Regions from separate parts of the Homo sapiens genome. Here region 2 is linked to region 1. A link is a contact called in ENCODE Hi-C or POLR2A ChIA-PET data. All regions are on one chromosome and are shown on one strand. The core of a region is the stretch at or near the end of the contact, and the rest is flanking DNA. Distances in the headings are between cores, read along the strand shown. Region 1 holds the start of BTG3 (BTG anti-proliferation factor 3). Region 2 holds the start of TRG-GCC1-5 (tRNA-Gly (anticodon GCC) 1-5).

Region 1 (7,596 bases), core at 1,319-3,818:
GGGTTTGGTACCATGTGCAGTTTCAGACATCCACTGGGGATCCTGGAACATATCCTACCGTGGATAAGGGGGAACTACTGTAATTATTTACATCAGCTCTGCTCCTGTCTTATTCCAGGATGCTATAACAGAATACTATAGACTGTGTGGCTTAAACAACAGAAATTTCTCACAGTTTGGAGGTAGGGAAGTTAAAGATCAAGGTACCAGCAGATCCAGTGTCTGGTGAAGGTATGCTTTCTGGTTTGCTGTCTTCTCCCTATATCCTCACTTGGCAAGAGAGCAGACAGAGTGATCATCTCTCTCATGTTTCCACTTACAAGGGCACTAATTCCATTCATGAAGGTTCCACCCTCATGACCTAAGTGTCTCCCAAAGGCCCCACCTCCAAATACCATCACATTGGGGATTTAGTCTCCAACATACGAATATTGCGAGGGACACAAACATTTAGTTTATAGCAGCTCTCCTCTTTCAGTCCCATAAAGAGGAGGGCTCTGCCTTGCCATACCAATTCATTTGTGATTTTGTGATTCCAACTCACAAGGAAAGAGAGCTGGGGCAAAGCATCTGAAGCACACAAGAGTAGGGCAAGTTTTGAAAGAGACATAAAAACAAATACTGTGTGTGCAAGGGAAGTGGATGAGAGAAAAAGTGTTTAAGAGACATTGTTTGCTATGTGTCTATTTCACAGTGTTCAGCTATGAGAATTTTTTTTTCTTTTTTTAGACAGAGTCTTGCTCTGTCACCCAGGCTGGAGTGCCATGATGTTATCATAGCTCACTGCAGCCTCAATTTCCTGGGCTCAGGTGATCCTCTCACCCCAGCCTTCAGAGTATCTGAGACTACAGCTGCATGCAACCACACCTGGCTAATTTGTGTATTTTTTGTAGAGATTGGGTTTCATGATGTTGGCCAGGTTGGTCTTGAACTCCTGGAGTCAAATGATCCTCTCTCCTTGACCTCCCAAAGTACTGGATTACAGGCATGAGCTACAGTGCCCAGCCTGAGAATTTTTTAAAAGTCATTTTGAAATTGGGTTTCAGGTTCTTGCCTGTATTTTTTGAATATGGTACTGCTCTAAGACTGGAAAATGTGGACCACAGATTTATAAATACTACACAAAATACTAATCCTAAACTATAGAAATTTCTGGACAAATTTTGAGTAATGTGGGTGGTTACCTAGCTATTTTATGAAACTGCAGAATTAAAGGCCTTTATCTGTAAAAATAACCTCATCAGATTGTTATGATTTTAAAATAAAAACACCTTCACACCTCCTAGAAGACTCCAAGGTGTAAATATCCTCTTTAAATGTACCAGTAAGTAGACTAAGTCCTAGAAGAGTATAATTTTTTTTTTTTACAAATAAAGTTTATTGTACTGTTTGGGGGATGGTATATTTATTACTGCTAAAAAAATTACCATTTTGAATTGCTAATTGGCTATAACAAAGATCAGTAATACAAATTTAAAACATTCATAAAACTGAGCTGAAAACATGCTCCCAAGCCTAGTGGGCAGTAAGGAATCTGGCCAATATACTGTACAACTTGAACATTCAGTTCTTAAGTAGTTTACAACATGGTTTAGCCCTCTTTTAATAATAATAATAAAAAGGTAGGAATATCTTGTATTCCTCCCGCTAGTTGGATGTATTAAAGTGCTTTCACAAAACTAAGACCATGGTGTTAACTCAATATAAAAGGTTGAAAAGATGTTCCTTCTTTTCTTCAGAAAGTTAATGTTCCCTCTCCATATTTGTATTTGCTCAAAGATGAAGCTTTGCATCTGGGAAGTCCTTGAGTAGAGTGTCTCAGAAATAGAAAGCCTGGACTCTCAAGGCTTCATTCCTTTGGCCAACATCTTTGGAGCCTCTCCTTTATGCAAAACACAGTGGCCGGTGCCAGGGCAGCACACAAGCGTCCACAGGAGGCAGGCCCTGCTGTGAGGGGCCAGGGAAGGGCCCAACTAGGAGTGCCAACAACCGCCTAAAATACAGCAGGGCGGCTGCACGGTTAACGTGCGTGTAATTGACTACAGCAAGAAGGATGAGGATCTGTCCATAAATGCCAAGTTCCCCTTCCCGTCGAGTCCGTGTCCCCCATGAAGCCCCGGGTCTAGAGAGCTGGGTCTAGAACTCGCCATTCCGCCCTGAGGGTGTCAAGTGCAGCGTGGAGAGACCTGAGGGGGAAACAAAAAGGCCGAGACAGCCGAAAGGACCAAGCCCGCGCGACCCCCGAAGGCGCTGACGCACGTAGGGCGGCCGGGCGGGGGTCCCACAGGCCTTCAGCGCCGCTTTTTGCCGGGGAGGGAAGCCCGCGGTTCTGCGGACCGCGCCGTCGCGGTCGAGGGTCTGCGCCAGGCTCAGGGTAGGGCGAGGGTGTGTCGCCTCCCGTGCGGCTAGGCCCGGGGCTCGGGGGTGGCCTCGCGGCGAAGCCCCGCCCCCGGCACCGCCCCTCAGGCGCGCGAGCCGATCCCGCGCGCGCCAACCCTTTCCCGGGTCATCGCCCCTCCCCTCTTCCGGGCCGCGAGCCCCCTGCGCGCCGCTTTGGGGCTGCGCTCACTCGTGTGCGCGCTCGTCCGCCCGCCAGTCCTCTCAACGCGCGCTTGGCCGCCCGACGACGCGGGAGCCGCACGCGCCGGACGAGGCTCGCTGCGCTCCCTGTTGCCCAGCGCGGGCCCGTTGAGGCGGAGCCCTCAGTTCCCGGCCAGGACACGGTCTGGGCCGCCGAATCTCCGGCCGAAGAGCGGCGGCGGCAGCGGCGGTGAGGAGACCGGGCCGGGGAAAGGCAGACATGGCGGGGCTGTGGGTATCGGGGGAGGGTGGTCCCGTCGCCCCTGCGGCCACGTCGAAGGCTCGCTGGCGGGCGGCGCACCGGGGACAGGGGAGGGGCAGGGGATGGAACCAGGTTGCATGGGCTCCGGCTCGGCGCCAGAGCGGGGCTGCGGGCCGCGAGGGCGGCCCGCGAGGCTTTCCGCGGGACCCTCGGCGGGCGCCTGAGGAAAAAGACGCCGCCTCAGGGCTCCTGCCACGTTTCCCACAGCGCGTTACATTCCGCCTCCGGGTGGGCGACAACCCCGCGGCTTCCCACCCTCTGTCCACCCCCTTCGCGTCGGTGTTTTTTCTGGAGCTCCGCTTGTTTGCTGGAGAGTCGCGCCTCCGGGAAGCCGGGTCCTCGAACCCAGGGCCGCCCGCCGGGGACAGCGGACCCGCGGGGCAGGCGCACCCTGGCGAGGATGTTGTCGGGGAGGCTGGGCATTGGGCGCCAGGGCCCTTCCCCTTGAACTTGGGGAAAACCGGGATTGCAGAAGTTGGGCGCAGCTCAAGGCGGTTCTTTCAAGAGCGGGTGGAGATGTTTGATCCCTCCTCACCTACCTCTCTCAAAACCCCAGCGGGAGAGCCTAGCAGCAGGTTTCGATGGCTTCAGAAAGTCCAACTCTTAGCCCCTTGGAAAATTATTTCCCCTCTTCATGGCTTTGTGGCGCCGCTGAGGTCGGGCCGGGGCTCCTCACCCCACGGGCCAGTCTTCTCGCGCCCTCCACCTTGGGAACGTCTATCAGGAGAAAAATGTGTTCCTAGAAACGTTTGCGATTAGCTTTTCGTTACAAGGGAGGGAAAAGTACAAAAGTTATAAACTCCTGCGAGGCCGAGCTTGATTCTGGATTCCCTTTGGGTTTTATCCACGCAGCCGTGAGCAGAGGAGCCTTGTGGAACAAAGTAGAACTTGAGGAGCAGCCGCCGCGGTGACGAGGTCCCAGGATGACGTCACCGTGCGATATTTAAAATGGGAGCCTTTTGCTCTGAGTGTGGGTGGAGGACGCCTACTTACTCAAGACGCCTGAGGTCTTCTTGGCCCTGCTTGCCTCTGGTGGTTCTTGCCCTGACTGTAACTCTCCCTCTTTCACCTTTTGGTACTCCTAGAATACTGGTGGGAGTGGGCTTATTTTTCAGCTGTTCGAGCTATCATTTCTTCAAACGGGGAAAACAAAAGTCCAAATGAGTCATCTTGTGTTACAACCAAAAGCAACCACTAAGTGGTTCTTTCCTTCTTTTCTATTTTTTTATATGAAGCAGAGCAAACAGAAACAAATCCAGAACTCAGATATGTGGCACATAGTTGGCAAATGTAATGAATGAGGAGAAAGATCTAGTTAAAAGATTCAGTACATTTCTTTAGTGTGGTTCCTTGTTTGCTTTGCTGGAGTGGAGGCTAATGTAGTTCCATCAGCAAAACTTTCTTCCCAACCCGTATATTAAATTGCCTTGGGTTTTCTTTTCCATCGTATCGTGGTGGAATATAAACGTAGCTTTACAAAGTGGAAATGGCTTACATTTTTCAGGAGGAGGCTGCACAGCAGTCGTGGTGGGCTGGGGTTATGTATACGTGTACACTCGTGTGTGGACCCATGCCCGGTGCCTGCTAGCTGGCTGTAGAAGGTGAATTTCTCATTCTAGGGTTCTGGGAGGAAGATTTGTGTGCCTTCCCCTCCATCAGGCTATCTGCGGCTGCCAGCACACCTCTCAGATAACTGTGTAGAATTTATTTCACAGTGAGGTTCCTTGTTTGAATTTGCACTTGGAATAAAGGAGTCATATTCTGAAGAGAGACTGAAAGAGCAGTTTGAGAAAAGAAAGCTAACAATCAGCTTTATTTTTTTGGAAATGTGGGAACACAAACTACTGCTAGGTTAGTTGTTTTTATGCTAAACATAGCAGAGGCTGTATGTTTTTAATACGTAATTGGCTCCCAAAAAGGTGATGTTGCTTACTAAAGGCAGCATCTTAATAACTCCAGGTTACAGCAGCCAGATGAATGAGCTCACTGAGTAGAGACAACATACATCAAAACAATCTTAGGACAAGGGTTTGCCCTTAAGGATTAATCAATGATAAATCAGATATACCATTTTTAAAGTCCTTTGAGGCAATCCAAAATGTAGCTAAATCTCTGATTATTTCTTTTAGTTTGTTTTTCTGCGGGTGACCTGAATTTCCATTTCTTAAATATGTCCTGATAGATCCACTAGTTTTTGTGTCTCTTAACTTGTGGATAAATGTATCTCTCTTCCTGAAAGAGTACTTTCGGAAAGTCAATGCTGAAATTTTTTATGTAGAACAGTTTTGGGATTTAATTTATATACCATGCAATTCACCCATTTAAAATGTACAGTTCAATGGTTTTAGTATATTCACAAAGTTGTACAACCATTACTATAGTGAAATTTAGTAAATATTTTTATCACCTCAAAAAGTAACCCTGTACTTATTAGCAATGCTCCTTTTCTTGGTTTCCCACTTCCCCGTAGGCCACTAATCTGTCTTCTGTCTATATAGATTTGCTTATTCTGGATATTTCATATCAATGGAATCGTACAATATGTGGTCATTTGTGACTGGCTTCTTTCCCTTAGTGTGATGTATTCAAGGTTCACCCATGTTGTAGCTTATATTAGTACTCATTCGTTTTAACTGCTGAATAATATTCCATTACATGTATATACCACAGTATTTGTCCATTCCTTAATTGGTAAACATATAGATTGTTTTTACTTTTTAGCTATTATGAATACTGCTGTGGGCATTTCTGTGTTCAAGGTTCACCCATATTGTAGCTTGTATTAGTACTCATTCCTTTTCATTGCTGAATAATATTCCATACGTGTGTATAACACAGTATTTGTCCATTCTTTAGTTGGTAAACATATTGTTTTCACTTTTTAGCTATTATGAATACTGCTATGGGCATTTCTGTACAAGGTTTTGGTGTGGACATATGTTTTCATTTCTCTTGGGCAAATAGAAGTAGAATTGGCCGTGTCATATGATAACTCTGTGTTTAACCTTTCTAGGAACTGCCGAACTTTTCTGTTATAAAATAGCTCTACAGTTCTAGATTTTAAAGTAGACTTTTTTTATGTTTTAAAGTTCAAATCATTTCACAGAATTTTAAACTTAGATTATTGCAGCTAAATATTGACACACACAGTAACATCTATGTCGTATCATTTATTATAGTGCTTCTCTTTTACTGATAGGTGTGGTTTTATTTTAGCCAACAGGAGCAACGTGCTATCTTTATGGAATTTCTTCATGAAGCTAAGTGATAAGATTTTTAAGTAGTATTTTATAATAAGGCCTTTATGGCATAAAGATAAGTAGATTGTTCTCTACTTCAGATATAAGCCAAAGAAATACAAGATAAAATTGGAAGGAGGAAGGGGAGAGCTGTAAAGGAGGTATATCTTACAGAGCTTCATCTTCCCAGTTTTTATATTTTGTTTTTCTGAGAAAACATGTTTTATCTTTGCAGGGAAAAAAATGAAGAATGAAATTGCTGCCGTTGTCTTCTTTTTCACAAGGCTAGTTCGAAAACATGATAAGTTGAAAAAAGAGGCAGTTGAGAGGTTTGCTGAGAAATTGACCCTAATACTTCAAGAAAAATATAAAAATCACTGGTATCCAGAAAAACCATCGAAAGGACAGGCCTACAGGTAAAGGATTAGATTGGATTAAGCAGAGGCTGATCAACCCCTGAGGTGGGTTCAAGGCCGGATGATTGAAGGGTGTGCAGACCATGCCTACAGGTGTTTCATCTGCAAAATATAGAACTCTGGGGTGTTTGTATATTTTCTCCTTACTCATTTTAAAACAAGTATTTGTTGGCGGAGTGGTGGAGTCCCACTGCCTGGACACAGGAGGCCAATGCTATGGGGTCAAAGGAGTTAGTCTTTTGTGGTTATAGCCTGGCTCCTAACAGTGCATTTCTGTTTATCACAAATACTTAGGGATTTTCACAATTCTAGAGGACCCCTAATAACACATTAATGGGCATGGTAGGAGTTGAAAGAAGTGAATCTTGCATCTAAAAGTAAATTACATGTTATATGTTCTTTGAAAAAAAAAAAAGTATGGAAAAAGGGAACTAAGATTATCAGACACCTGATATGTCGTTAATACAAGAATAATCTCATTTATATATTTGTGGTAGAAGTCAGTGTAACTATTTTCTAGATGAATGTGACTCACCTGTGATCCACGACTAGTAAATAATGGCTCTGGGATTTGCTTTTCTGGGAGTTTTTTTTTTTTGTGGTATTGTTTTTGCTCTGTCACCCAGTCTAGAGTGCAGTGGTATAACCATAGCTCACTGCAGCCTCAAACTCCTGGGCTCAAGCAATCCTACTGCCTCAGACTCCAAAGTAGCTAGGATTATAGACATGTGCCAACACACCAGGCTAATTTAAAAACAAATTTTTTTTTGTATAGATGGGATCTTGCTGTGTTACCCAGGTGAGTTTCAAACTCCTGGCCTCACGCGATCTTCTCCCTTTGCCTCCCAGAATGTGAGGATTACAGGCGTGAGCCACCATGCCTGGCCAAGGTTCTGGGATTTGAACTCAGGTCTACATGACCCCATGTTTTCATGGGCTTTCTGCACACCACAGTGTTACCACTGTTTTGGCACTGAGAACGAAGGTAATTCTCACTTGGAGCTGTCTTTTGTACTCTGCTGTATAAGGTACATTTACAGCTTAAAGTAAAGAAGAGCAGACTCCTATAAAACATGCCCTGGCATGCTCACTGTAGTAT
Region 2 (7,171 bases), core at 2,403-4,902, 160 kb after region 1:
ACAAGAGTCTCCCTGTGTTGCCCAGGCTGGTCTCGAACTCCTGGGCTCAAGCAATCCTCCCCACTCGGCCTCCCAAAGTGCTGAGATTACAGGCATGAGCCACCATGCCCAGCCAAGTGACCAAAATATTATCATCTTCCTTCTCCATTATCTAGTCTCTTGCAACAAAGAACACCTTCCAGTCGCGTTCCAATCATGTTACTGCTTTTCCCCAACTCTTCTATCGGTGCATGGGTGGTTCAGTGGTAGAATTCTCGCCTGCCACGCGGGAGGCCCGGGTTCGATTCCCGGCCCATGCAGCACGAAAATGTGTTTTGGACCGTGCGCGGGAGGTTGCGGTAAGCCGAGACTGCACCGTTGTATTCCAGCCACAGCAACAGTGAGAGAAACTTCGTCTCAAAAACAAACAAAAAAACTTTCGAGGGGTCCCAAATGCTTCTTAAATTGAATGATTTGTAGAACAGGCTTTGTGACCCAGTGACTAACTGACCATCCTTTATCACAAAAGACACTAGTTTTCCTCCCATATAGCATTTCCTCCACAGTCAGGAGAGAGACTTTCCCCCAAACATGTCTCAGCTCAGCCATCTGGAGTTTGCGCATGTGTTTGCCATGTTAATCCCTCCTTCGTAAGCGCTCTCTCTGGGGTTATGAATCTTCTCAAACGGTATGAGTTTGACAGCTAAAATGGACTGATTTAAATCACTGTTCGCACACTGAAAATACAGTGGAATCAAGGTTCAGAGAAGATGGCCTGAGGACCTTGCTTTACTAGGAAGCAAGTTCTGGAACGGACACTTGCTTTTGGAGCACCCTTTCCTATCTTCTATTTAATTACTTAATCCTTTATTATATTCTCCCTGTCCCCTATTGCCCCCACCCCTGCACTTTTTAACCTCTTCCTGTAAGACACTAAACATATAAAAGAATATAGGGGAAAACAGTAAAAATAACAGCTAACAATTGATAAGAGTGTTTCAGATAGATCCGGGCTCTTCACTTACTTTATCCCTAGTCTTCACAACGGTTCATATAAGGAAGAGGTGGACGCAATTTTTTTTTTTTTTTTTTTTTTTTTGAGACGAGGTCTCTCTCTGTCGCCCAGGCTGGAGTGCAGTGGCGCGATCTCGGCTCACTGCAAGCTCCGCCTCCCGGGTTCACACCATTCTCCTGCCTCAGCCTCCCGAGTAGCTGGGACTACAGGCGCCCGCCACCACGCCCAGCTGATTTTTTGTATTTTTAGTAGAAACGAGGTTTCACTGTGTTAGCCAGGATGGTCTCGATCTCCTGACCTTATGATCCGCCCACCTCGGCCTCCCAAAGTGCTGGGATTACAGGAGTGAGCCACCGCGCCCGGCCTGGATACACATACTTTAAAGACGTAAAATTGGCTGTTTAGTAATTATTCAGAGCCACACCAGTACTAAATTTATTAAAGAGGAAACAAAAAAAATTTGTAACTCATTATTAGATATCACTGTACCCGTGGGGAGAATGGAACAGGGACATTTGTGGATGGATATGTGCAAAAAAAAAAAAAAAAAAAAAAAAAAAAAAAAAAAAAATTCAAGAGCCATTGATGATTCTTTTAGCAAAAAAATGGAAGCATTATGAATTACGGTGCAAGGGTCAAGGAGTATTGGGAGCTAGTTTCCCTGACGAATGCTGAGTCCATTAGAAGTTGGAACCATTAGACTTTTGAAAACCTATAGAAAAGAGAGTGGATGGTAGCTAGGCAGCTAAAAAGTCTTTGATGCTTTATTTTTGTATGGGCTTACTATTACAATTATTGGGAAGTAATATTTGGGTGGGAATATTTCTATATCAAATAGTCTGTATTTGCATAGGCTGACATTTAGATTGAATCTACAGTAGGATTACTACACAGCTTTGAGATCTGGGTTTGTGAAGCACATGGTTCATAACATAAAAAAGAGTGATTTGAATGTCTCACAATTTTCATTATGACAACTTGGATGAACAACATCTACAGTAATTTCTAAGTCTCACACCATTCCAGCCACACCCAGTCTGGGCAACACAGTGAGACCCCATCTTCAAAAATACGTAAATAAATAAATAAAAGAAGAATAAAGAAAAGAAAAATGGAGATTTCTTTGTATATGTGTGTATAAAAATCAGGAAGCTAAGACAAAATATTCCGAAAGTATGAGTCACAAAATTATATTACTTGACATATGATCAGGGTCACAAACTGAGATAATTGTATTTTGAAAGATTAATGCTAAAAAAGTTGGGAAACTGTATACACGATTACAGCATGAAATTAAGAAAATAATAAGGCAAGCAGTTTTATCCTGGATAAAACATTTTTTGGTGGGGTGGTGGGGGTAGGGGGTGCCCTGGTGAAGACTAAGCAATCTGTTAGACAAATTCTAAAAGAGCTGAGCTGTAACATTTTTATTTATTTATTTATTTATTTTTAAAATTATTTTAGATTTCAGTCTTGTTCGGGAGTGGTGGCTTATGCCTGTAATCCCAGCACTTTCAGAGGCCGAGGCCGGCAGATCACCTGAGGTCAGGAGTTCCAGACCAGCCTCACCAACATGGTGAAACCCCGTCTCTATTAAAAATATAAAAATTAGCTAGGTGTGGCGGCGTACGCCTGTAATTCTAGCTACTCGGGAAGCTGAGGCAGGAGAATCGCTTGAACCCAGGAGACGGAGGTTATAGTCAGCCGTGATCGCACCCCTGCACTCCAGCATGGGTGACAGAGGGAGACTCTGTCTCAGAAAAAAAAAAAAGATTTGAGTCTCACCATGTTGCCTAGGCTGGTTTCAAACTCCTGGCCTCAAGCAACCTTCCTACAGGCGCGAGCTACTGCTCCTGGAAAGACTATATTTCTTTAAATATTAGAATTTAAAGACCATCTGGGAATAGAGTTGGCTTGGAGGGAGGATGAAGAGATTGGAGCTGTTGATGGAAAACAAAACACCATCACATTTTTTCCCTTGCTCTTCTGCCAATAAATATCGGTTGACCTCCTGCATTGATCTCCCTCATTGCTATCCCCAATTTATTTTTTTTAATATTCTAAATGTGTAAGATAAACCTGAGAAATATTTGACCTCATGCAACAATGTAATTTCCATTCTCAGTTCCTCCAAATCAGGGAGCTGTCTATATTCTCATTTTTCAGGAGTAAGATTTGCAGATAACTGTAAATCCATGCTCACTAGCAGTGTAAAATTTATACAGAGGAAACTACAAGTAGATAGAGTTGTTGTTAAGTTCAGCTCTGTCTGATTTAGAAATGAATCTCGTGTTTGGATAATCTAGTCTTAGCTCATTCTATTTATTCAGCCAAGTTATTTCCTGCACAGATCCCTCCTTTGCCTGCCAACTGTAATCATTTTTTTCTTTTCATGTTAGTTCCCACTACTCCTATTTGAAGTGCCACCACATACAGCTTGCGGTTGCTTTACTTTCCATCTAGTTAATCTCACCCGTACTGGTCATCTAAACAAGCCAATTCTTCCCAATCTCTTGATTTTCTGATCATTCCTTCCATAATGAATCTATGATCTGATGAGTAACTTTAGTTATTTTTAGTGTGTCCCTTACTCACTCTCCTAAGTGACGTCACCTCTCATGTTGCCTCATCAGGAAAATGATTAGGCAACATGGAGTAGGATTAGATGGGGTGTCCTCAATTCTGGGTGCATATTAGAAGTATTTGGGGAACTTTAAAAAAATACTGCTTACCCGGGCCTGCTGGCTTATGCCTGTAATCCCAGCACCGTGGGAGGCTGAGGCAGGTGGATTGCTTGAGCTCAGGAGTTTGACACCAGCCTGAGCAACATAATGAGCCCCTGTCTCTACACACATGCACACACGCACACACACGCGCACACATGCACACACCCGCACATACACAGCTACTCCTTCACCACATAAGACAAGTGTAATCAAATTTTCTTAGCATAAGACCTGGGCGTTGTTGGCATTTTATTAAAAGCTCAGCCAGAGTTAGGAACCACAGGAAGAATGATTTTCACCTACCTTTCCAACTTTATGATTCCCTTATTCTCTTTTTTTAAAAAAATTTTTGTAGAGACGGGGATCTCCCTGTGTTGCCCAGATTGGGATCAAACTTCTGGGCTCAAGTGATCCTCCTGCCTCAGCCTCCCAAAGTATTGGGATTTCAGTCATGAGCCACTGAGCCCGGTTGATTCCCTTATTCTTTTTTTTTTTTTTTTTTTTTTTTTACATATTCTTGCTCTGTCAGACGGGCTGGAGTGCAATGGCGCGATCTCAGCTCACTGCAACCTCTGCAACCTCTGCCTCCCGGGTTCAAGCGATTCTCCTCCTCATCCTCCTGAGTAGCTGGGATTACAGGCGCCCGCCACTACGCCTGGCTGATTTTTGTATTTTTAATAGAGATGGGGTTTCAGTATGTTAGGCTGGTCTCGAACTCTTAACCTCACATGATTCGCTGGCCTCGGCCTTCCAAAGTGCTGGGATTATAGGCGTGAGCCACCACACCCGGCCCCTTAATATTATACTTACTGACTTGCACTGTTTTTCCTCTATAATTTTTATAAGACACTAAAGGAGACGGGCTTTCTTGATGTGATTCATTAACAGTTTGAATATGACTATTAATATCATACCCATAACATATGATATTAGTGAGATTATGTGACATCGTTATGTGACATTTTAACCACAAGGGTATTAAGAAAAATAAATACAGTAGGGAGCAGAGCTTGAGCCCACATTTCTTAAGAAGTTAAAAAAGAAGCTTATGTTTTTTGCATAACATCTTTAATGCTTCCATATGCTAAATGCTGAATGTACAATTAAGATGCCTTCCGTGGTGTCTCTGCTGAGGGAGACAGTCAAGAAAACCAGTGATTCAGAGAGGCGTGCATGAGATGCGATGGCAAAAAAAAGAACTACCTGTCTCAGACTGGGACGCAGGGGACGATTTCCACACTCCTATGTCTGAAGAGTACTATACAAGTATCTAGAGGAAAAGGGGGTGGAAGTTGAAGGGTAGTGAGACAGGAATAATACAGGGTGGTGGTAGGAGAATAGAAAATTCTAGGCAGCAGTTTCACATGACTAGCAAAAAGGAAACTGTTGAAATAGCTGCATAAACTAGGGGCTGATACTTTGCAAACCAGGGTGTAGACCAAGCTGGCTGAGGCTGACTGGACCCAACATGGTGCTGGATTTCACCTAGGTCTCATGAGGACTTCACTGTACATTCATTAACATACTAAATTACATACCCACCAATGCCATGACACTTCTGGGAACACCCATATTTGGTGTAAAAATGGGTGGCACCACAGTTCCAAGAAATCTTCACCTTTTTTCCAGAAATCTTCATGAATATTTCACCCTTTGGCTAAAGAAACCCATAAAGATAGCAGCCCCAAGCCCCTCTGGGAGTGTCTCTCTCTTGAGTAGGCCTGAACTGCACTTCCGTGGAGATTCACTTTGCAGTAAATCTTCATACAGTCACTGTTTTCTGACTCGTCGTCTTTGGATTCCTTCTATATCGGTGTCAGGTGCCTGGACATTAGCAGGGGTCAGGGTCTCACCAGTATTTGGGGACCTCCCCCAGCCAACTGATACCGTGGGTTGACAGGTAAGATGTCCTCTGAGAAGTGCAAGGAGTTCAGCGAAATGTGGGCAGTTTGGGATGACAAGGATACAGAGGTTATGGAAGGGGCATATCGCGAAGGAGCTTATTTCAAATTCATTCACCAGATATTCTCTCTTCACCTCACTATAGCTTAATGGAATTGCTCCACCTCACCTTTTACGAGAACCAGTACGACATTAGTTAAATATTTTCAGAAGTGTATACTACTGAAATAAATTGAAACAAAAATGAAGTCTTTGGGAAAGAAAATAACTCAAAACATGCTTATAATAGACTCCCGATTTGGTGAAACTTTTATTCATGTTGCAACGTTTTTAAAATTTGTTTTCATTTTTCTTTGACCCATATCATTGTTATACTAGAGCTTAACTTCTTATCTCAAAATATAATTCCTTATTTTTCCTGTTCTAGGAACTATTTGGCTAAATTATTTTTCTTCATAGTCATTGGGATTATAAGTACAAGGATGCTTTCTACACATGTATGTTTCAGCTTAAAATGAATAGCCCTTGAGCATGTTGCATGATGTCTGCCTTCTCCGTCACTCTGTAATTTCTCTCTTTTTCTCTCTCTCATCTTCTGTATCTGCAAAAAATAAATCTGTGGTAATTTTCATCACTCATTAAGCTCATATTGATTTCTGCCTCTCCTGGAATTTATGGTACTGGATGCATTTTAATTTTTAAATAAAAGTGCCCCAAATTATTTTGTATTATTTTCTAACTATCTTATTAATTTTGCCTGTCTACATGATAGTAATATAATAATGGTTAGAATATTAAGACACATGAAGCAAGAAAATATTTTTCAAATTAATTAATTTTATTATTTTATTTTATCTTTATTTTTTATGAGATGGGGTCTCACTATGTTGCTCAGGGTGGTCCCAAACTCCTGAGCTCAAGCGATTCTTCCACCTTGGCCTCCCAAAGTGCTGGGATTACAGCCACCATGCCCTACCTAGAAAACCTTAAAGATTAGAAAAATAGAAGGACGCCGGGCACTGTGGTTCATGCCTGTAATCCCGGCACTTTGGGAGGCTGAGGTGGGCAGATTACGAGGTCAGGAGATCAAGACCATCCTGGCTAAAAAGGTGAAACCCCGTGTCTACTAAAAAAAAAATACAAAAATTAGCCAGGCATGGCAGCGGGCACCTGTAGTCCCAGCTACTCGGGAGGCTGAGGCAGGAGAATGGCGTGAACCTGGGAGGTGGAGCTTGCAGTGAGCCAAGATAGTGCCACTGCACTCCAGCCTGGGCAACAGAGCGAGACTCCGACTCAAAAAAAAAAAAAAAAAAAAAAAAAAAATAGAAGGACTGAAATTTCTAGCTATTATAATATGTTAAAATGTTCAATAAATAGACCTGCACTTTATTGGTGTTAGAAATGACTTGTAGATCAGTACAATAGAATGAACAGCCCATAAACATGTCTAAGTTTATTTAAGTGTTTAAAAAGAAGATAATTCAAATTTAGTATGGATCAGTAGACTGGTATCTCAAAGGACTTTGACAAATCCAGTATTTCTTCCTAG

What was found. Hi-C counts contacts between places; a loop is a spot of excess contacts on that map. ChIA-PET counts read pairs that join two places held with the same protein, here RNA polymerase II (POLR2A). Pooled maps may share reads with other maps.
Region 2: a loop to region 1 is called in a map of ascending aorta, with 2.8 times the contacts of the local background. The contact joins the enhancer-like site here to the promoter of BTG3 in region 1. A Hi-C loop is called at or near these places in 3 of 168 maps with a recorded cell type or tissue (IMR-90, ascending aorta and endothelial cell of umbilical vein) and 10 of 50 pooled maps. POLR2A ChIA-PET finds 5 or more read pairs at or near these places in 2 of 52 experiments (BJ and MCF 10A).

The regions. Positions count from the first base shown.
Region 1 is chr21:17,607,873-17,615,468 of GRCh38, reverse strand. BTG3 (BTG anti-proliferation factor 3) reads left to right here and starts at 2,568. Exons shown (of 5, transcript NM_006806.5): 1 at 2,568-2,770; 2 at 6,317-6,497. The coding sequence starts at 6,325. BTG3-AS1 (BTG3 antisense RNA 1) reads right to left here and starts at 3,783. Exons shown (of 1, transcript NR_149073.1): 1 at 1,355-3,783. It also overlaps a transcript of CXADR not described here.
Region 2 is chr21:17,447,917-17,455,087 of GRCh38, reverse strand. It overlaps LINC01549 (long intergenic non-protein coding RNA 1549), which reads right to left. Exons shown (of 4, transcript NR_037586.1): 4 at 5,903-6,217. TRG-GCC1-5 (tRNA-Gly (anticodon GCC) 1-5) reads left to right here and starts at 229; the gene lies at 229-299. RefSeq lists a silencer at 140-349 and an enhancer at 390-459. Within about 2 kb of position 3,652, at least 2 of the 41 ENCODE cell types and tissues checked have a DNase peak (open chromatin) inside an H3K27ac peak, as active enhancers do; they include endothelial cell of umbilical vein, where a contact is called at or near this core.